Linked DNA regions of Homo sapiens: all the other regions are linked to region 1. A link is a loop called in an ENCODE intact Hi-C map of the cell type or tissue named here. Cell type or tissue: heart right ventricle. All regions are shown on one strand.

Evidence for each region. A loop is a pair of places that touch in the nucleus more often than their neighbours do. Peaks named below come from ENCODE experiments on the same cell type or tissue, not always from the same donor. Only the 100,000 strongest peaks of a DNase experiment are listed, where the experiment ranks them.
Region 2: a loop joins it to region 1, with 2.4 times the contacts of the local background. A loop is called at or near these places in 7 of 110 quality-filtered maps.
Region 3: a loop joins it to region 1, with 4 times the contacts of the local background. A loop is called at or near these places in 27 of 110 quality-filtered maps.

The regions. Positions count from the first base shown.
Region 1 is chr1:99,703,230-99,711,229 of GRCh38, forward strand. FRRS1 (ferric chelate reductase 1) reads right to left here. Exons shown (of 17, transcript NM_001361041.2): 15 at 7,577-7,720; 16 at 5,969-6,030; 17 at 741-5,891. The coding sequence ends at 5,799. Among named protein-coding and RNA genes, the nearest start is that of FRRS1, 59 kb to the right of the region's middle. In heart right ventricle, CTCF peaks have their summits at 4,521 (motif pointing left) and 4,727; a DNase peak (open chromatin) is centred at 4,512; H3K27ac peaks cover 2,708 bases.
Region 2 is chr1:99,522,530-99,530,529 of GRCh38, forward strand. No RefSeq gene overlaps it. Among named protein-coding and RNA genes, the nearest start is that of LINC01708, 39 kb to the left of the region's middle. In heart right ventricle, a CTCF peak has its summit at 4,776 (motif pointing left); no DNase peak of the experiment used is centred here; H3K27ac peaks cover 631 bases.
Region 3 is chr1:98,789,923-98,797,922 of GRCh38, forward strand. No RefSeq gene overlaps it. Among named protein-coding and RNA genes, the nearest start is that of SNX7, 130 kb to the left of the region's middle. In heart right ventricle, CTCF peaks have their summits at 4,549 (motif pointing right) and 4,757; no DNase peak of the experiment used is centred here.

The sequences.
Region 1 (8,000 bases):
CTGTTCATCAGTTGATGGATATGTGGGCTGTTTCCATCATTTGGTTACTGTGAATAGCACTGCTATGAACATTAGCTTTTTTCCACTTTTTTTATTGTGGCAAAAAATACATAATAATGATAAATGCTATTAAAGTACAGTTCAGTACATTACGCATATCCACAGTGTTGTACAACCATCACTACTATCCATCTCTGAAACTTTTTATCTTCCTTAACAAACTTTGTGCCCATTAAACCCTAACCTTGGCCAGGTGTGGTGGTTCACGCCTGTAATCCAGCACTTTGGGAGGCTGAGGCAGGCGGATTGCTTGAGGTCAGGAGTTCGAGGCCAGCCTGGCCAACATGGTGAAAGCCCGTCTTCACTAAAAATACAAAATTTAGCCAGGAGTGGTGGCACATGCCTGTAATCCCAGCTACTCAGGAGGAAGAGGCAGGAGGATCACTCGAACCCGGGAGGCAGAAGTTGCAGTGAGCTGAGCCCACAGTAAGTTTGTCAAACGGGTCAAAGTTGTCTGCAGCTCCACTTAGCCTAGAATCCAGTCATGCCACTGCACTCCAGCCTGGGCGACAGAGCGAGACTCCATCTCAAAAAAGGAAAAAAAAAAAAAAAAAAAAACGCTAACTTCCCATTTCCTTTCTCCCACCAGCTCCTGGTACTCGCCATTGTACTTTCTGTCTCTGTAAATCTGACTAGTTTAGGTACCTCATATAAGTGAAATCATATTAATACAATAGTCGTCCTGCGTCTGCTTTATTTTATTCAGCATAATGTTTTCAAGATGAATATCAAATATTTTTTATAAAAAGTATACATTTTACATGCAAAATTTATTAAGTTTAACACTGCAATCAAATGGCAAAGACATCATCAAAAACATGTACGAAGCAAGCACCTTTTGCTGGCATCACTTCATTGGATCCTCACAGCTGCTCTGTGAGATGGGCTTTACAGATGAAAGAATAGAGCCCAGGGAAGATAAGTGACTTACCCAAGGACATGCAGCTTGTAAACCAACAAGCAAACATGCACATTCAGGTCTTCTAATTTCCAGTCCTTTTTAATTTACAGGATCAGCTGCCTCCCATCCCATTTATAAGGATGGTCAAAACAAAAAGATACCAATGTTGGACAGCAAGTCAGGGAAGGAGCTAGAACTTGATAAACTAGCTTTTGTAAGTGATAACGGGAGGGAAGTGCTGGGAAGGGCGTGGTCCCTTTAAATAACAGGAAAGGAGGGAAAGGAAGTGCTGGGTAGAGGAGGGCGTGGTCCCTGGCGAGGGCTCCACCCCCAAACCCGTGCCCACGGGTCTAAGTGAGGACAGGCACCCCTGCCTTCAGCGCCCAAATGTTGCATTTCCTAAGACCACCCTGGCTCACCACGCCCCCATCCTGTGCCTATAAAAACCTCCAAGATTCTAGCAGGCAGACACACAAGCAGCTGGACGTGGAGAGGAACACATCGCAGAAGACACAAGCAGCTGGACAGCGAGAGGATGTGGATGGGAGCACGCCAGAGGAAGAGCACACGACAGATCCCAGCATGCCGACAGGCCACGACTGGCGGAAGGAGGAACAGTTGGCGGAGTTTGGCCGGGGCAATCAGAGGAGAGCCCAGGCAGTCTAGCGGCCCAACTCCAGGGGAAAACCATCTCCCTTCTGGCTCCCCCATCTGCTGAGAGCTACTTCTACTCAGTAAAACCTTGCACTCGTTCTTCAAGCCCAGGTGTGATCCGATTCTCCTGGTACACCAAGGCAAGAACCCAGGGATACAGAAAGCCCTCTGTCCTTGCAATAAGGCAGGGGTCTAATTGAGCTAACACAAGCTAACTATGGACAGCTAAACTAAAAGAGCACGTGGTAACACATGCCCACTGGGGCTTCAGCTGCAAACATTCACCCCTAGACATTGCTGTGGGGTCGGAGCCCCACAGCCTGCCCATCTGTATGCTCCCCTAGATTTGAGCAGTGGGGCACTGAAGAAGCCAGCCACATCCCCATTCCACACCCTGCAAGGGGGACAAGGGAACATTTCCCGTTTCACTGAGAAGGGCATTCCAGGCTGGTAACCATCTGTGACCTGGGTGCAGAGATGAGCTTGGTAGGGGCTGCACAAGGAAGAAAGAAGCAGGATGTGGATAGGAACTGTGAATATCCTAATCTGATTTAAAAAGGACTCTTAGAAGAATCTTTCCTTTCATTCCAACCTATAATGGATTATCTTAAACAAGGACCTTTGTTCTTTTTTTCCCTGCCTCATGAGAATATACAGATAAATAGAATTTCAGCCAAACACTACATGTGCCCTGAGAGCTTCCTAGTTGGCATCTGCTGCATTTGTCTTTTCCCACTGCAGCCTGGACTGGTGCAGGATGTGGAAGGGATGAGGTATTGCTTAACACACATTAGAGACAAAATCCTTGACAAAAATAAAGTACTAAAGTGAATTTGATTCATTTACTTGATAACCCATACTATAGACTACCTTTGCCCTTAAGATTGATTTCTGCAGACCAGAGAATTTTTTTATTGCCTCAGCTATTAATGCCAGCCCAACCACAATTTTCTAGAATTTCTTTCATTTCTTTCTGAAAAGCACACACATCTTTATTTCATATTGCATCACTTCTTTAGAAGAAAACATGATTTTGCTCATTGTTTTTGGCAACATTGCTAAAGATATAAAAGCATTTAATTTAACAATAATTACTATCAAAAGAAATAACTTTTGAAAAACTTCCCAGAGTGTTTATTACAGAAACAAAAAGAAAAACTGAGAGGAGTGAAGACTAGGCATTTGCAATTTGTGGATACCAACCACCCATAAGCAGAAGAAGAATAATTTGGTTCTAATCAAAAGATTTGGTCTATTTGGGGCCAGGTGCAATGGCTCATGCCTATAATCCCAACACTTTGGGAGTCTGAGGCAAGGGGATTGCTTGAGCCCAGGAGTTCGAGATCAGCCTGGGCAACAAAGGGAGATCCCTTCTCTACCAAAAAAAAAAAAAAATTTTTTTTTAATTAGCTGGCTGTGGTGGTGCACGGAGTTGGTGCCTGTAGTTCCAGCTACTCTGGAGGCTGCAGTGGGAGGATCACTAAAGCCCAAGAGGTCAAGGCTGCAGTGGGCTAAGATCGCACCACTGCACTCCAGCCTGGGCAACAGAGTAAGACCCTGTCTCAAAAAAAAAAAAAAAAGATTAAATGCAAAGGCTTATTCGGGGAACTCTGTATGTAAGTTGGCAAAGACCAAAATAGTGCCAACATATGAAGCACTGAAAAAGAAAAAGTTAAAATATCTTAGCCTCAACACTCGAAATATAGCAAGCCCACATATTTGAAGACCAAACACATCAAGACTCATCTTTCCCTTAAAAGAATTTTCAGCTGGGCACAGTGGCTCGTGCCTGTAATCCCAGCACTTTGGGAGGCTGAGGCGGGTGGATTACTTTAGACCAGGAGTTTGGGACCAGCCTGGCCAAAATGTGAAACCCCCGTCTCTACTAAAAATATAAAAATTAGCCGAGACTGGTGGTGCACACCTGTAGTCCCAGCTATTCAGGAGACTGAGACAAGACTCGCTTGAACCCAGGAGGTGGAGGCTGCAGTGAGCCAACATTGCACCACTGCACTCCAGCCTAGACAACAGAGTGAGACTTTGTCACAAAAAAAAAAAAGAGAGAATTTTTCTTTGTCAGATGTAGAATATAACTTAAGAGAAATTTATTAACATTTAAGCTCCTTAGTATAGAAAACTGGAGGAAAATAACTTTAGTACACACTTAATTTGCTATACTAAATTTTTTTAATAAAGACCTTCAAAAGGAAAATTTAGATTATAAGTAGCATGGCACATATAGAATATGAACACAGAAAGTTCATATCTAAGCCCTAAGCCACTTATGATAAACACCTATAAAAGGAACAAAAACTAAACTTCCACATTATTTTACCCAGTAAAAGATGTAGGCTATTAGTAGAAAGTTGGTTAAGTAAATTCAAAAAATAAAAATATAAAAAAGAAATAATGAGAAAATTTTTGAAAAATATTAATAAAATAAAGATGTAGGCTACATAGCTGAGGCTATTATTCACACCATATAGAAATTAGGTTCTCGGGCCAAGCAGAAACTATAACATAATCAGAAAGAATACCTAAAGAAATAAAGTATGACTTCCTAAATTTTTTATTTTAAAAATGCCCAGTTTATTTATTTGCTTTGCCTAAGATAGCTGCATTCATTATTACAGGGTCAGGGGACTTGTAAAAACAAATATCAATTATTATAAATAATCACAGAAAACAAATAAACTGGAAAATAAACAGCGGTTACTAATTTAAGGTTTTAACCCTTACCCCAACCACCCAAAAAAAGTAGCCATTTTTAAAATAAAGATTAAGAGTTGGTGGAATTTAAGGGAAATGCCATCCGGTAATGTTACCTAAATACTAGAAAGGAATCAGCACAAGGAAACAGGAACAAAGCAGTGCAGTACTTCGGTATTACAGCGCCACCCACTGGCTAGAAGTCCTCATAGCACATATGAGATGTAGCCATAAAATAGATGAATTCTTGAAATAAGGAATATAACACTGACTATTCTGATTCAGTAGAACATAAAAAATGTCTAACAAAACAGAACCAGACACATTATATTATTTCTACAAGTAAACAGAATATCTATTAGATATGTTCACAAGGGTTTTATCAATTTTGAAATCCAAGTGTATAATCCCCAAATGCTGTAAGGACTTAAATTTTATAGCCAAAACAATTAACACATAAAATGCTATTTCATCTCTGTAGCTGAATACATAAATAGTATCTTTAAGTAAAAGATGCATACTTGCATTTCATTGCTAAGCAATTCATAATATATTTAAATGCTGGTAAAACCTACAATGGCATCTGCTTCACTTCTACCTTTACTAGAGAAGTAACAAAATACACTGAGCAAAGGATATGTCCAAAAAACTAAACTGAAAAACAGTTTCTAAATAAAGTCCACAGACCATTCAGATAAACTAGTAAAAATAGTTTTTCTTTAAAGTACCACAGCACCTTTGTAGTTCAAAATATATTTACCATAGGCTGGGCGTGGTGGCTCACGCCTGTAATCCCAGCACTTTGGGAAGCTGAGGCAGGCAGATCACAAGGTCAGGAGATCGAGACCATCCTGTGAATGGTGAAACCCTGTCTCTACTAAAAATATAAAAAAAATTAGCCCGGCATGGTGGCGGGCACCTGTAGTCCCAGCTACTCAGGAGGCTGAGGCAGGAGAATGGTGTGAACCCAGGAGGCAGAGCTTGCAGTGAGCCGAGATTGCACCACTGCACTCCAGCCTGGGCGACAGAGCAAGACTCTGTCTCAAAAAAAAAAAAAAAAAAAAAAAAAAAAATATATATATATATATATATATATATATATATATATATCGTAATATATCTCTTTATTATCCTAGTGACATCTGTTGTGATTTTCCAAATCACTATTTATTTTCTTAAATACCAACATTCTTAAAATCTTGGCATGAAATATTTGAGAGTTACTTCTCCTGAAGTACAATCTTTCCTTTAAGACCCAGAATTACATATAGGGCATGACATTAATTTATAGTCTATATGACCCTCTTGAATGTTGTTCTCTAAAGGCTGGACTTCAGAATTCCTCTACAGACATGACCCCAGTCTTCCAAGTGAGAATTCACAAATATGCTCCAGGCAGTCAGGACAGGCTTCAAGTTTCTTTGGTTTGATGATAATTATCACTTGGCCTGCAAAAGCCAAGGTCTTTGCTTGCTCATAGATGGTTGATTGCAGATAAAAATATGATGAGAAAAGTAACATTCCCACAGACATAAATTGCCAACACTGCCTTTTTAAAAGCATGACCCTGAAAGAAAAATTGAGATATGAAAAAAAAAAGTATTACCATTAAGGTTTGTGTCAATGAACAAGAAAAGGACTTACCTCTGTTTCCACTGCAGTAAATGACTGAAGGATCTGAATTCTGTCATCATCCAATATTTCAACTGTCAAGAATAATAACATAAGTTTTTAAGGGCAGCGTTATGCAGGTAAATTAAATTTTTTAAAAAAACCTGATTTGTACTGTTCACCCCAATTTCCAGGGTAGAAATTCTCCCACTCCAAACTACTAATTATTGCAGACTTCCTGAACAATTAAGCCTCTCACAAATGTGGACAATCTGGCAAGAGCACACATTTGTTAAATAACTTAAAATATGCCTTCTTCTAGTCATTAAACACCACCTCAAAGTCATAACGATCTAAGCTCTTTGGTTTTATTTTTGATTGACAAAATATTGTATATATTCATGGTGTATGACATGATGTTTTGATATATGCATACATTATAAAATAGCTAAATCAAACTAATTAACATATGATAACTATCCAGGTTTTAAGTATATATGTATTTTAGACAGTAAGCCATCAGCCAAGCATGGTGGCTCACACCTGCAATCCCAGCACTTTGGAAGGAAGAGGCGGGTAGATCACTTGAGCCCAGGAGTTTGAGATCAGCCTGGGCAACAAAGTGAGACCCTGTCTCTAAAAAAATTTAAAAACTTAGCTGGGTATGATAGCACGTCCCTGTGATCCCAGCTAGATGGGAATCTGAATCAGGTGGATGGCTTAAGCTCTGGAGTTCAAGGCTGCAGTGAGCTATGATCACACCACTGCACTCCAGCCTAAATGACAGAGTGAGACTCTGTCTCAAAACAAACAAACAAACAAACAAAAAAACAGTAAGCCATAATTCAGTGGTCATCAAAAGCCCCACATATATAAGCCTATCAAGGATCAAAAGTAGCAGGACAGATATGTACTACTCAGCTCCTGAAGCCACCCCAGGCTCTCCTAAGTTTACAACATATACACTAGACAACAAAGAATTTTTGTTTTTAGAAGGCCACCTTCACTTATTTTGGTGGATGAAAACCAGGCAGGACACAAAGGACATTTAGCCTAGAATCCAGGCTAAATGATACCCATTCCCTACTAATTTCTCCACTCCTAATGGTGGCTATAGGTATCCTGACCCTGCCTGGCACCAAAACAAACCTTGTCACTAAAGAGCAAAAGCAAAATCAGTCCTTCCTATCTGGCTTGCTCCTAGCTACATAATTATGCACATGACAACCTAAATGATAGCACCCAGTAAATTTGTCAAATAGGTCAAAGTTGTCTGCACCTCCATCCAGTGTTGACTTTGAGTCTCTTCTTCCTCCATCTCAGGGTTTCCTCAGCTCTAGGCATTCAGAGTTCCCAGTCCATACTGGCTCTAAGTCAGACCAGCAAAGTGAAAGTACTTACAAGGAAGACTCCCTGCCTAAAACCTAAAACCTTTCCTTTATATCTTATTCACAACTTCTAATAGTAACAAATGTAAAAAAACAAAGGCAGAAAATCACAATTTCTAGCACTGGCTGAGTGATCACAAGTTTTTAGTGAGCTAACAATGTAGCAGTCAGCCATTACTATCGGGAAGCGCATTCTTTTCCAATGGTTTGTATAGAAGTGCTTCTACATAACATGGCTTTTTTACCAGGTTACCTTTGCGAGAGAGCCGATAAGCATGTACCTCCAGAACAACCTCAGTCCCAACATGCCAGGCTACGAATCCGGTCATTGCATAGGTTTTCCATGAATCAGGAAGATTCAGTCCTGGTAAATCCATTCCCAGGAACATCGCTGCCACTACATACAAAAGAAAAAAGTTACATTCAAATGTAGTCCCACCAAGAGAGACAATTGTGTGTTTGTGTATGTGTATTATCAAGTAAAACATACTAAAAGAGTTTGAGATAAAAGAAGATTAATATCTAAGACCAAATAGTTAATTCAGACTTTTAAAATTATAAGGCTAGATAGGGCAAGATGGGCAACTGATTATGAATTACCAATTGTGGGGGGCGGTTTAGGGCATATTGCGTAATAATGCTGGAGTTTGGCCTTCTAGTGAACCCATCACCCAAGT
Region 2 (8,000 bases), 180 kb before region 1:
ATTTCATGGCAGATGAGAGGATAAGAGAAGGTGAGAGAGAGAAAAAGGCCAAGAGGGGGCCAAATTCATATTTTTAACAAGCTCACTTTCTAAATAACTAACTCAATCCTGTGATAACAACATTAATCTATTCATGAGGGTAGAGCCCTTATAACCTAATCACCTTTTATTAGGTTCCACCTCTCACATTATTGCATTGGGGATTAAGCTTTTAACACACAAAGTTTAAGCGACACATTCAAACCACAGTAAAGAGTATAGGTAATAAGCTAAATATAAAAAGCATATAAGAATTTTATGAAGTCATAAGAAATCCTCACTCCAAAGGAAATCAAAAGGTTGGGGGAAAAAAAGATAGAAAACAACTAGCAAGATAACAGATTTTAGTACAAGCCTGTCAACAATTATACTAATTGCAAACAGTCTAAACATATGAATTAAATGAACATGTTGGATTGGATAACAGAAGCAAGGCCCATTTACATAGAAGATATAGATAGGTTAAAGTAAAAGGATGTTAAAGATATACCTTGAAACACTAATCAAAGGAAAGTTGAGCTGGCTATAATAATATTACACAAATTAGACTTCAGAAGAAGACACTCTATCAGAAATAGAGTTTTACATAATGTTATTATAGCCACCTCAACTTTCCTTTCCCTCACTTAAAAGGCTCATGCTTTTTTTTTAACTTTTATTTTAGGTTCAGGGGTACATGTGCAGGTTTGTCATATAGGTAAACTCGTGTTATGGGTTTGTTGTACAAATTATTTTGTCTAGGTACTAAGGCTAATACTCAATAGTGATTTTTCTGCTCCTCTCCTTCCTCCCACCCTCCACCCTGTGGCAGGCCCCACAGTCTGTTGTTCCCCTCTTTGTGACCACATGTTCTCATCATTTAGTTCCCACTTATATGTGAGAACATACAGCACTTGGTTTTCTGTTTCTGGGCTAGTTTGCTAAGGATAATGGCCTCTATCTCCATATTCCTGCAAAGGACATTATCTCATTCTTTTTTATGTCTGCACAGTATTCTATGGTGTATATCTATTACATTTTCTTTATCCAGTCTACCATTGATGGGCATTTAGGTTGATTCCATGTCTTTGTTATTGTGAATAAGCACTAAATAATTAAAAAAGAAGAAAACCTCAAATCAATGATCCACACTTTCAATTTTAGAAACTAGAAAAAGTAGACCAAAATAATCTCAAACCAAACATAAGAAAATAACAAGTAAAAGAGCAGAAATCAATGGAATTGAGGACAACAACAGCAAAAAGACAAAATAGATAAAACCAAAAGTGATCAGCAGGAAACAGCCAGCATAGTTTCCTGGCACCTCCATTGCATGATTTGTAGCAACATACTCCTAGTAAGATACCTCCTCATTCGCATCTTTTCTTGGAACCCTAGCTTCAGATTTCCAGCAAGTTCCACCTGTGCAGCACCCCCCAGTGAGTTCTCCACCATCTAGTTACTCATAACTGTGTCCTCCAACAAGGTTTGTGTCTCACCCCCAGGGGTTGGGGCAAGGGGCAGGCTCTTTTTTGGATGTTCTATCTCAGCCCTGGAAGTAGTAGCTGCTTCTTATATGTGCTATTCTGTATTCTTTAAACTTCTGTTTCCTTTATATTAATTAACCCTTTATTACTCCAAACCCCATTACTCCAAATTATTATACTTAACAATTCTATATATTTAACTTTGTTCAAATTACTTATCACTGTGCAGTTTCTGTCTCCTGATTGGACATAGACTGATACAATTACACATTATTCTTTTTCAGACTCAGTGATTTGAACATCATATGGAAAGCTTTTAACTACCCTCCTTCTAAAGATCTTCAAGCCACCTCACTGCAGTTCCTATGTTCAACCCCACTCTAAAGAAGAAGTGGGGAGTCTATTTTAATTTTCTTGTCATACAGGAAATTGCCAACATAGCATCTGCATATAATACACCTAAAGAGGCTCGTATCTTTTTCTCCTTGAATAGAAGGTGTAATAGAGCACTTGTGCCTTCCATCAATTATTCATTAAATCTCTCCCATGAGATGAGCCAGTTAGGAGAAAAGAATTGTTCAATACAGGAATAAAGTTTCCATTGATAGAAAAGCCCAATAGGAGAGCCAAAATCTTGATTTCTCATTTCACATGCCACCTAAGACTTCATTACAAGACTGCATTTCTTTCCAAATTAAAAAAAAAACAAATAAGTAAAACTCTGTGCATTTCCAAAATCCCATGTAATTTTTCATACTCTTAATATTTTAATATCATATACTTTTCTACTTAGAGGCTTATTCCTTCCATGTCTCTAATTAGTATATGTTAGGAGATGAGAATACCATCTACAATAATTAAAAGAATAGAAAAAAGGATACAATAATTTGCTTTTCATGTGTTTATTCATTTGTAATCAACAGATTTGGAAAAAGAAACGGCAAAATCCCTGAACTATAGACTCCAGGTAAGAAAAAGAATTTGAATCCATTTATTCACATCATTCACCAATACTTGAATACCCCACAGCACTCTCACCTCTGTAAATATCTCACATTATGGGAAACTCAGTATCAACATGATAGTTCATCCTATATATGGACAACTTATTGTTAGAAAGTTCTCCCATTTATGTTGAACTATTATGTTGCTCTATTAGCATTGTTCCTAGTTTTGTTCCTTGGGTTCATGGGGAATGTGCTGTGCCAAGTGTTTCAAATATCTAGACCTCTGCCATGTTCCCCTTGCTACACTCTGCATTTTTGGTAATGAAGAACTTTAGCCCACTCTGTAAACAAGATTCCTGAAACAAAGATAGTAATTCTAATCAATAATGATATGAGACAAAGATTTCCTCACCCACCTCCACGTAATTACAAAAGATTATTAAAGAGGCTAAACACCCAGGTCCAACTTCACAAGAGTCTGAGAGAAGTAAAACTAAACCATCTGTCCAGAATTTCTTCTGACCAGGAGCCAACTCAGCTCAGAAGTACTTCCTTCTTCCCAGAGCACTCCCTTAGAATACCAGAACCTGTGAGATCTCTGCACTTCTGGAGAATGAGCCTCTGATCCCAGGATCTGGCCAATTTTTTCACAAAGGACTTGGCAGTATATGGCTATCTTGTTGAATATGAGATGTGAAGGAAGATATTTTATACTTACTTTCTCCAATGACAGGTAAATGCTGACAGCATTCTGTTTATAGTAGCTGGTTAGGATACAGACAAAAGGTTAAAGCTCAAGTTCGAAGACCCAGCATTTTTCATAGACCCAGTATTTTTTCACCAAGGGAGTGGCCACCACATGCTAAAATATACATTCAGTTTTACACCAGCTAAGAAGAGATGAAAAGATTCCAGGTCTCATGGAAAAAATGACTGAAAAACAGCATCAATGGAATCTGGAATTTAGAGCTCACAGATGGGGCCTTGCATATTAATCTTGGTTCTGGGAAATACAGGCTCCAATCATTTGCCCTCAAACCCACAAGGTAATCATTATTTCTTCCTTTTAAAATGTCTAAATGTTAATTAATATTACATTGTGTACACTATTTAAGGTAGCATACGCATCTCAAAGGAAGTTCAAAATTGAAGATACCCACTAGTTATGTTCACTCTGTGACAGAATGTCTTGAACTCCAAACACAATTGTAAGCACCAAGTGTACAGATGATATCAAAACCTAAAGCTGGGCTAGATTACGGAAATAATATCAACTCTGTGAATGAGCTCCTCCTTTACATTGGAAGGAAGGGGCAATATGTTTCAATAGAAGATAGCAGATGCTAAGGGCCAAAATAGCTACGTACACAAAAAGAGAGATATGTCCTTGGAGGATCCAGCAGATGAGGAAAGCTTCCCAGAGAATGTAGCCCTTAAGCTGTACCCACGAAGGAAAAGTAAGATATAAATAAATGAAAAGGAGATTACAGGGCATTTCAGGTGGTAGGAATGGTGTGATTAAAAAATGGAGAAGCAGGATATGCAAAGCATCTCCATTGAACAATTTGTACCGTTGGACTGGAAAGGATTCAGGAAGCGAAAAGCATAAAAGGCAGATAAGTCAGAAGCAGAGGGTAAAGGGTCTTAAAATGCTTAAAACGATAACGAAAATTTCAGTTTGCTAGGAACAGTAAAGTTCCCATAAAGAAGAGTTTTTTTACCATGACATTGTTTGGAGCTGCTGGTTCATGGTGATTATAAAAAGTAGACTGAGTTTAGTTGACATTGTTAGTATTTTTAAACTCTCTAGGGACAATGCATCTCCTTTTTACCTGCACATAGGGACTGACTACTGCTCCCATGTTCCTCTCGTTATCCTACTGATTTAGAAAAAGTTACAAAAACTTTCCTTTGATATATGATGTTCGTATTTGACATGGTTAAATTTCTCTCTCTCTCTCTCTCTCTCTCTCTCTCTCTGTAAGTACCTACAATATCCTTGCTAGGAAGGGCTAAGTCTTTAACATACATTATCTCCCTTAATCCTAAAACAATCCCGTAACTATTAATGTTCCCACTTCATAAATGAGGAAACAGAGCTTAGAGAAAGAAGCTACTTGGCTTGCCCAAGTTCACGCAGCCGACACGTAGGAACACAGAGTCAAATTCAGGTATTTCTGGTACTACATTGCATGTCTATAACCAGTTTCTCTATCTTAGTTCTCATCAATAATTAGTAGTTTTGCTACTATTTACAACATATTTGTATCATGTTTTTAACATTGCTCATGGAGTTTTTCTCACACATTCTATGCTGCCACCATCTGGTCTCTTATAAAACTTTCAAGCTTTTCTTCTGGAGTCATTCTCAGTCTTATCAGAGTTTTGCATTCCCTTGAAAGAGGGCTGAAATTGGTGTGGACTGGATTTATATAGCTTGAAAATTCTTCATCTTATCAATATACTCCCCTTTACTCATCTGCAATGTGTAAGGGTCATAAAAGATTAAAATGGAAATTAATTGGCTAATGAAATTGTACTGGCAAAACAGAAATTCATAGCAAATGAGCCACTATGCAAAAATGCTGCTGAGGGGATATGTCAATTCCAGATTCAGAGTACAAAGAGAGTTTGATGCACTTTTCCCTTGGTTAACTGTGAAAGCCTCGCATTAATGAGTAAGGAAAGGTAGGCAAAGAGGAGCAAATCAATTAGGTCGTATAGAAGAGACTGAAAGGGCAGGGAAGGAACCAGGAGAGATTTAGTGCTTAAGTCATCAGTTTCTAAAAGGCTGATGGCCATAATCCTATGAAAAATAAAACATGTTCACATTTGTAAGAACAATGAAACCGTTGCCAAGTCCTTACTAACATCTGGTTTCTTCTGCCCAGTTTCTATCTACCACCAACCACTGATTGTATTAAATGAGATTCTCCCTCATGTGAGAGGCAGGGGAGAGAAAAAAAAGGATGCATGATAGGAAGACAACATGTTGATGTATGTATTTGTCTATCTTGCATTGCTGTTAAGGAATACCTGAGACTGGGTAACTTAGAAAAGAAATTTATTTGGCTCATGTTTCTGCAGGCTGTACATGCATGGCACCAGCATCTGCTCAGCTTCTGGTGAGGCCTCAGGAAGCTTTAAATCAGGTGGAAGGCAAAAGGGAAGCAGATGTGTCACAGGTGAGAGAGCAAGAGAGAGAGGAGGTGCTGGGCTCCTTTATTTTATTTTTATTTTTTATTTTTTCACTGAAAGTAATCAAGAAACTGGCTCCTTCCAACAACCAGCTCCCACATGAACTAACAGAGCAAGAACTCATTTGTTACCATGGGGAGGGCACCAAGCCATTCATAAGGGATCTGTCCCCATGATCCAAACACCTCCCACCAGACCCTACATCCGACATTAGGGATCACATTTCAACATGAAATTTGGTGGGGACAGATATCCAAACTACATCAACATGGAAGGAAGGAGAAAACAGGGAGACTGTAGTTCTGTGTTCTGATGTGCCTCACCATCCTCCACCTGTTTGTGAATAGTTAAATCAGTTGATCTTAAAGTGCCTTTGCAGTTCCCACACCTTGGTGCCCTTGTTAAGAGTATAACCTTAATACCATATTGAGATTATGGGAATATTGAGGATGAAAAATAAGACAACAGGTGTTTAGTGCCTACTACTTTCCAGGCACCATGTAAGGTACTTCAAACCCACTGTATCATTTAATTGGTCTTCACAGTAGCCCTATGAAATAAAGATCATTATGCCTGACCTGGCTCTTACTGTGTGTCAAGCCCTATTCTAAATACTTTAATCAATTAATATTCACCACAACCCTATGAGAGTAGGAACTGTCACTGACCCCATTTTCTAGATGAGAGATCTGTGGCCCCGAGAGGTTAAATAACTTACCCAATAGTACACAGTAAATGTGGAGCTGTTCAGCTCCATTTGGTTGCAGAGTCCATGCTCTTAAGCAGTACTATACTCTAACTTCTCTTCAATACACACATACACCCTCACATACAGGTATGCACACGTGTCCATGCAACCTGACTTCTTACACACAAGTACATGGAGCCATAGGGAAAGTAGATTCAGAGTTCGGATGAACCAGGATGCATCACATTCTCAGTATCCATTGCAACACTCTCTCTCTATCTACCTGACAAGGAGTCAGAGGAAATAAACCAGGTGACAGAGAAGCTGACTACGATAACATTTACAACTGCCAGGGCTTGGAATTCATACAACCTCTTAGAGGACAGAGATTGGCCTTAGAATTTCCATAGCTATAGCTGTAACTGTATTATAATAGCTTGCTCAGGTTACCATAACAAAGTACCACAGACTGGTTGGCTTAAATAAGAAATTGTTTTCTCACAGCCCTGGAAGACAGAAGTCTGAGATCAAGGTATTGGCAAAGTTGTTGTCTTTTGAGGCCCTCTCTCTGTCTTGAAGATGGCTGTCTTCTCCCGTTGTTTCCACATGGTTTTTCCTCTGTTTATGTCTGTTTCCTAATCTCCTCTTCTTATGAAGACAACAGTCATATTGGATTAGGACCCACCCTAATGACCTCATTTTAACTTAATTATCTCCTTAAAGACCCTGTCTCCAAACACAGTCACATTCTGTTCTGAAGTACTGGGTGTTAAGAAATCAACATGTGAATTTAGAGGTATACAGTTCAACTCTTAACAACTACTCAATAAAAAATGACACTCTAACAGTTCATAAATTAATTATGTTCAGAGGTGGATGCATAATTCTTAGTGACATCAATGTAAATTGTCTAGGTCAATTAAATATTGAAATCAATAATGTTTAAAACTGTCCTTTTTATCTTTTATCTCTGTAACAAAATGAGAGATAAACACCTTTAATACAGAGGCAAAATAAGATTCAGAAATTTTTAAAAGTTAATTTTGAGAAATGGCTCCCTTTTAAGAAATGCCTCACCAAAATAAATACACAAACTACAATATCTGATATTTCCAGAAATAAAGTTCAGCTTCCTTTATGAAAATTCTTATCATAAGTCTGGGGTTTAAGCTTTCCAATAAAAAATAGACTTGGACTCTGTGACTTACAATTTTAATGTATCTGTAAGCTGGGACTATAGAGGGTTTGTTTCAATACAAACTGATTCTGAATACTTGATTTCTTCAGTAATCATGTATTTGATTGCCCATAGAAGAACAAGATTTCTCAAACAAGTTACATTATTATTATGTCTAGACTACCAACAACACCCTGAGGAGATCCGTGTTTTCACATATGCAAAGCTTTGGAATAAATTCCTATTGTCAAAATAAATAAAAATAACTCAGTAATTGGTTTTTAATTAAGTATCCATGTATATCATTATTAATTTTATACATTCAGTACAAATGAAGCTGTCTCAATATAAAAGAAATTACTAGTGGGTAGTAATTATAAGCCTACTATACTTATATTTTAAGTTCATGACTAATACTCAAAATACTAATAAACAGATCCTCAAAAAGTAAAATTTGCCCTAAGAAATAACAGAAATACCTTTTC
Region 3 (8,000 bases), 910 kb before region 1:
GAAGCCATCATCCTCAACAAACTAACACAGGAACAGAAAACCAAATACTGCATGTTCTCACTCATAAGTGGGAGATGAACAGTGATAACATGTGGACACAGGGTGGGGAACAACACACACCAGGGCCTGTTGGTGGGTGGAGGGTGAAGAAAGGGAACATAGAGGACAGGTCAATAGGTGTAGCAAACCACCATGGCACACATATACCTATGTAACAAACCTGCAAGTTCTGCACATGTATCCTGGAACTTAAAGTAAAATTTAAAAAAAATACTGAAAAAGAAAAAATATTTATAGGTCTATTATATAGTTATAACTATTATTAATATTTGCCATAACTTACCTACATTTTTGTACGTAAGTACATGTTATAATAATACTATGTAAAACTGTGTATCTTGCTTTTTTCACTTGATATTAAAGAAGAAATTTTTGTACTAAATATTGATTTTAATAGCCATTATAAATTCAATCATTTAGACATACCATAATTTATTACCAATCTCCTGTTGCTGTATGTTTACATAGTTTTAAATGTTCCACTATTATAAATAATATTGCAGTATTCATCTTTTGAATAAAGCTGCTTTCTTGGGAAAGTTTCTCTGAGTTGGAATTATTTTCTTAAGCATATCTGTAACCTAAAAATGTCTCTTTCTAGCATAAGAATTCATTATTATCTACTGAGCACTTACAATGCAACATACCAAGATACCGTTATGGCATAAATTATGCTTTGGGTGGTTGCATATTTACATGTGTTAAGTTGGTGCAAAAGTAATTGGTTTTACTTTTTGCAATACTTTTGCACCAACCTAATATGTCTCTCCCATCAGACTATGGGAGTCTCCCATTGGACTATGTCCTGAGGGCAGGACATTTGTCTTTCATCCTTGTATTTCTGACACTCAATGTAATATCAGGAAAATGGATCATAACCAATACTTGAACTGAAATTAGAATAAAAATATGGACTGTTATCAAACTCACACTTCACTTTCATCATAATCTCAGGTGAGGCCAGTAGTTCTGATAGGAACAGGAGGCAGGGAAATTCTTGGCAGAAGAGAGTGGGTCCCCAGTGAGGGCCCCACCCTCAAGCCTGGAACCGCGGCCCAAAATGAGAACATACATTCCTGCTTTCCTGCTTCAATAATGCCTTTTCCAAAACCACCCGTGGCCCGCCCTGTCCCCTATCCTGTGCCCATTAAAAACCCCGGGCTCTCCAGCAGAAAGAGGAGGAGAGGGGAAGCAATTGAATGTCAGAGACTGTGGTTGGATGTCAGAGAGAAGAGGCTTGACTTCAGAGGGATAGCTTGATGGTGTAGCTTTGGAAAGTAGTCCCTCTGAGTAGGGCTGGACTCCAGGAGAAGATTACCTCCCCACTGCATCCCCTTTTCATCTCCTCTTCCTGCTGAGAGCCACTTTGATTGGCAATAAACCATCGCCCCCCCCCATTTCCATCTCCAATTTGTTCCTGCAACATCATTCCTCTTGGACACTGGACAAGAACTCCAGTGCAGGTGCAAAAGGCTGTCACACTGACCCTCCACTGAGCTGTTAACACTTAAGCCAACTGCAGATGGCAAGCTAAACAAGCACTGAGTGTAACACTCCTTCTGTAACACTCCTTCTGGGGCTTCAAGAGTCCCAGGCATCCCCCTAGACGCTGCTGTGGGGGCAATACGGAATTCATTCCTGCTGGCACCCAAAAGTGCTTGCCCTGGATCCTGCACCTGCTCACCTGTGCGCCCCCTCTTGTGAGGGGTAGAATGCAGTGAGTTCATGTGAGTGGAGTTTGTCCCTGCTGCCACTGAAGCACCCAGCTAGGTCCAGCGCCCGTGTACTCCAGTTCCTGCCCACAAAGGGGTCACGGAGATTTCCTGCTTCAGTTAAGAGTTTTACCTTCACCCATATTTGACATTTTCCAGTCACTGTGAATTTGGCTGTTATATAGTCTGTGTGTTTTCATCCAATTCGATGGTGCTGTTTATTTAAACACACACACACACACACACACACATAAGATATTCTCTAAATTGTGTAATAATGTGCCTGCATTTTACTGGAGATGGCTCCCCACTGAAAACTATTAATCCCACCACAAATATGTTTACTTTTTGAGATTCAAAAACCAAAAATAGTGATAGGATCTTTGACTTTATCTCTGTGTTTGGTCTTGCTACCAACTGCCAACTGATTTTGAGATTCCAAAGGAAAATCTTTTCATATGTGCCTTCTGAGCATTGCATACTTTATGTCCTAAGAATTTAGGATTCAACTAGCTCTGCTCTGAGGGTGGGGTGTTTTGGTTTATAGAAATATTGAGGCAGCAATGCATCAGCAAGTTTGTATTGGGAAGAGAGATGAATATTTCAAGCTCATATTCATACTGCCTTGGGAGGAATTTGTAATCTGGATCCCACAGCTGTTGCTAAGTGAACCAATGGGGTCGTTTTCCTCTGGCTAAGCCAGTAGGGGGTTCCCAAAGCCTGTCTCTCCTGCAAGATGCTCTCTGCATTTTTATTACTTGCTATAGCCTTAACAACTGTGTTTGGAAATGCATGATTTTTTTCAAAAAAACCCTCTTATAAATTATGTATGTCTCTATTGACTTAAAATCACACTCATTCACAGGTTCTGTGTTTGGGAGAAAACAAAGAGCATTTGGATGGGGCTGGATTCTTAAAACATTTCTCAAGACAGGGAGCTAAAAGGAAAGACTAACTTATCTGAGTATTATATGTGAGGGTTTCTGAGGTGATTTCATAAAATCTGGGGAGGGGGGAGTTGTGTGCCTAGCATGCTGAGATGGGGTCCATCCGTTTTATCTGCCTCTCCTTGGTAGCACTGTGCTGCTTCAAAAATGGACTCTAGATCTTAAGGCTGGAAGGCTTTGTGATGGCATGAGGCTGTCAGCTAAGGGACAGTAGAAGGGATCACGTTTTAGAGGAAAGAATTTTTTATAAAGTAGACATTGGGGACAAACAGTTTGTGCCAAATTTTCTATATCACTATGCAGCTCACAGCAAAACAGTGCTTTGCATATAGTAGGTTCTCTGCAAATCTTTGTTAGTCTCCTATTGTATTCTTTGGTTTTAGATTTGAGGAATTCCTTGGGTCTGTTTAATTCGTTTACTTTTGAAGGATAAACACATAAAGATATATTAGCAAGATATGGTTATATAATATAAACATAGCAGCCTCTGAAAACACTTGCTGTTTTTTTGTTTCCATGAAACTTGCTTTAGAAAGAAAAAAAATCAAGATTTTCCCCGATATTGTTCTCGTTTTTAGAGTTTCTCACTTTAATCTGAAAGGAGGCATTGAGTTCTTTGAGTCACACTGTTCTTATCCTTGACCCACTTAATTCCTAAAGTTGATTTCTTGTTTTTAAAATGCACATTACATCATCTGTTTGTATGAATAATTGCAAAAAAATGAACTTATGGTTAAAAATCCCCTGTGATTCAAAAAGCTGGTTTTTATGACTTTTAAGTGTGCAATATTGAGTTGATGAACATCATAAGTCTTTTTTTTAATTTAACAGCAATATATTTCCCTCACTGAGCTTTGACCGGGTCTTATGAAGAGGATTCTCAAGTGGAGCCTCAGAGAGCAAGGCAGTCATTATTGACTTTACTAAAGCTTTTGTGAATATATGTTGCCATATCACCAACATTTCCGTGATTTAAATTCAACACTAAATTGGCTCTGGTAATGTTAACCAACAGATTGGATGCAATTCCAGTAGCACATATTCTGACATCTTATCTAACGGATCTTAGCTGTTCTCCTGCAGAAATAAGTTTGGAGCAGGGCTGCAATGCAACCTTAATTATGGGGTAGATGGGCCAGCTACAATAGGATGTTCTGCTGCTAGATGTTCTGTTCCAGAGAAGGATGCAGTCAGTTCAAGCTGTTTTTGACTGATGTTTCAGATTGTGGTCTAGTAAACAGGTCTGAAAATAGCTACTTTTTTAAAGACTGTAAATTCCTGTAAATTAGGGTATGATTTAAAAATTAACCCTAAAAAGAATAAGTGTTGAAGGATGGAGCAACTTTCAGTTTTGAATTACTAGCTGGATGCAGTAGTACTCCATTCTTAAAAGACAAGGAAGCGGGTCATTAGAGAGGATGCATCTAAATGCTATGTGTCAGAAAGGAAAGGAAAATGGAGTTTCTTTACTGCTGAAAAACTGTGTAATTAGCTGAGATAACAAGCATTGATATTTATTGTTGTGGAATGCAAGGAAGAAACTGAAAAACAAAACTCCTGGTGTCTCCACTCCACATCTGCTGAACTAATTTGGGGGTAATTTTATCATTTTAATCTGCATGTTGCTCTTCCCCAGTTGCTAAAGTACCCTGGTGCATACCAGATGTCAGACATTTAATGAGGCCTCCGAGGTTTGGGATAAATTTGATTGCAGGTGTTTAATGGCTGTCAGGCCTTTGGACAAACCCGTAAGCTGGTGGTTCCTGGTTTGCAATGATTCACAGTACTCAACTCTTTAGTAAATGTTAGTGGCCATTCTAGCCACTAGGAGGAGCTGGAGGCTACTCCATCCACTACTCAACAGGCAAGACTGGTCCAGATGTAAGAGCAAAAGATTTTACTGTAGTAGGGTACTACGGAGTCAGTACTATAAAAGATGGATTTAGATCTCAGCCCATAAAGATATGACTTGAAGGAGCATATAGTGGTTAAGAGTGATGGTTCCTAGGGTCTAGGTTTCAAGTCCTGCAAAATAGCAAATTTTCCTAAGTCTCAGTTTCCTCAACTTTGAAACAAAGTTAGTATTAGTACCTATCCCTTAGGTTGTTGTGAGCAAGAAATAAGATAATCCAGGTAAAGAACTTAGCTACACTGTTAGTACTGCCTCATTAAATTTATATATATATATAGTGATCTGATGCTTAGGTGTTCACTTTATCTTGGGGAATCCTCTTCTGTAGAGCTTGGATTCCAGCTAAGGTAGATGATGACTTGATCACCTATGCTAGGATCATCAGTTCCCTTACAGATGTAGTTTAGCCTAGTACTTTGAAGCACAGATTCTAGAGGCATACAGTTCTGAGTTGGAGTCCTGGTTTGGACACTTAGTAACTCTGTGACCTTGGGAAGGTTATTTAATCTTGTTAGATCTCAGTTTTCGTAATCTTTATATGAATAAAACAATAATAACTTAGTTACGTAGTTGTTAGGATTACAATGAAATGACTCTTGGAACTATGTTTTCAATAGTATCTCGTGCATGGTAGTACTCAATAAATGTTTTCTAGTATTATTATTCCTTACTCCCAATACTTTATTTACTTAAAAAAAATCTTCTGTTCTCTCTATTATACTTTACTTCAAAATTTCAGACATCATTGGCTATAGAAAATTTTTTTATAAGACAAGTAGGTCTTCCCATTTCCCCTGAACTAATTACAACTTTGATTCTGATCATCTCTACCTCGGTCACTTTAAGATTACAGACTGTTGGATCAGAATATACAGTGTTCATTTTCTTATTCTTAGATGTCTCACATTTTAGCTAACATGCCTGGATTTGAAGACCTGTTAAATGTGATATTGTGAGAAAGAACCTCTCAACATTAGTTTCCTCATCCTTAAAAAGGGACTAATAATATCTAATTTATAGCATTGCATTTTAAAATACTCTTATTTGGGTAAAGCACAGTGCCTGGCACATGGTAGGCACTCAAAAAATGAGCCAGATTGCTGAGGAAGATGGGGGTTGAGGGGCCAAGGGGTTCACATAAATTTTCACCTGGCTTCTTAATTTAATCCTTTCTCTTCCTTCCTTTGGGATAGATGTTTTCTCCTTTGTCCATTTTTATTTCCATTACTTTCCATGCCACTAGATCCAACCTCAAAATCTACCAGCCATTAAGTAAGGAAATATAAGCTGGTGCCAGTTGTATTGATCACTGATGCTTTGGTATTTTCATTGCTGATGGGAACAGTAAACAAGAACTGAATACATTGTTTAGATTCTCAAGAAAGTCAAACATTAGGGGGCTGTCAGGCTAGGATGGAAATCCGTGGACCATTATGGTTGGAAAAGGGCAAGGAGCCGATGGTCAGGGCCAAGTAGGAAGACATTTGGTGTATCAACGTATAAGGGACTCTAAAACAACTACAGCCCTTGAAGACATGGTGCCATTTAATTCAGGTTTCTACATGTAATTCCTTTTGTAGCTGGCCTCTTTCATAGTTTGGCTTCTGCCAAATTGAAGTGCACTTTGGAGTGAAAATTAAAACAAAACAAAGCATTCCTTGCCACCTGTGATGGATCTCTGTTGAGAATTTTTCCAACAGGTGACAATCACTCTGAGAACAGCCAGTTGACAGCTGCCTGAAGTCAGCAGTTAGAGCTGAAATTGAAAAATGCATGTGATAGTGCTGTTTAGTGAGAACTGGAAATTTTACCCCTAAACTTTAAATGCTCTAATATACCTGCCAAGATGTTTTCTGATTTAGAATATTGCAAAAGAAACTAAAAAGAGAGAAAGAACTACCGAGAAGGTAAAAACATTTTGCTGACATAAAAGACACTAGAAAAGAGCTTTCAATGGTACTTTGAACAGAACTTTGTAATATATTCTTATAAGGTACTTCTATATTCATGCATATAAACTATGAATAAAGAAAACTACAAAAGAAAAGAATATTCCAAATTAAGTTAGAATATTACATTAAATGCAGTGCATGTGACTATCTTAGTTATCTTAAATACAATGAAAGAAGTATAAAAAGACACTTTCTCTCTATTTTAATAAATAATTGTTGGATGGATATTTTGGAGATAGTGGTTTAGATGTGCATGGAATTACTAGCTAGTCCAATTTATCCATATGTCTAGATGTGACTCTGGTATGGAGTACAAGATATTCTGTTATGAAGTTAGATGAGCTGTCTCTGCTTTGATAAGAAATAGGCTACTAATATGTCTAGTGATAGAGATGCTGAGAGTTAATCCTGGATAACAAATGAAGGGGAAATTAAGTGAAAATGTTAGCAACACTGAACTCGACAAGGTTCGTTTTGCTATGTCACATTCCATAAGTGTTGACTCATCATCTCTAACATATCCTCTAAAGTTGGTGAAGATCCTTTTATCTGTTTTTAAGGGATGTGATCACAGACAGAAATTTTATTTTATGTATTTGCTACTTCTAGCATCTACAGCTAGTTACTGGAATCTCTGTATTCCAATTAAAAGTTTCTGGGAATAAATGGGACGGGAGTGGAGAGCAGAGAAAGTAAAATGCCCTGTGTGGATCAGGTTGAACAAGGCATGGGGCCATGAGTTAAAGTTCTTTAAGGGTAACTCATGGGTAGGGGAAGGAGAGGGGTTGAGAAGATGTGGTAGGCTGCGCACCCAACCCCAAGTGTGTCAAAAATACATTCCCTTTACAAATGAGGAAATGAGGCTCTGTTTTCCTCACTGTTTAGGATCTGAGTGCGATCTGAAGGCTCTGAGCCTTCAGGCAATTAAAAGGTAATTCAAGGTAATTCAAAGTGAGAATGGTAGTCATTGTTAAAATACACGTGGCAAAGTCCATCAATGTGTTGATAACTACTGTAATACTTTTTGAAATATTAAATTCTGTCACATATATTTTTCTTATTTTTGTGTGTGTCTGTTTTATTGTTCTCTAAGCATATCAACTAGGGAATAGGCAAGTCCTTCACCACTCAGAAGAAAATCCTATGCTACTCTGAAGGATGAAAAATGAAAGCACTGACTTTTAAGTTCTTTGTGGTTTCCTGAATATAGACTTTGTCTTAGAAGAGGTTTTGTGAATTGGGGAACTTTTTTCCTAGTGGCATATGATAATATGGGGCTTTTTGCTTTCTGGTACGTAATGCCCCAAAAACCGTATTTAATGAGAAAATATAGCATGATTTATAATCCATTCAAAGGCATTCAAACACAGATTTATTTTTTATGTTAATTGAAGGCTGAAGGGTAACTTTTGTTGCT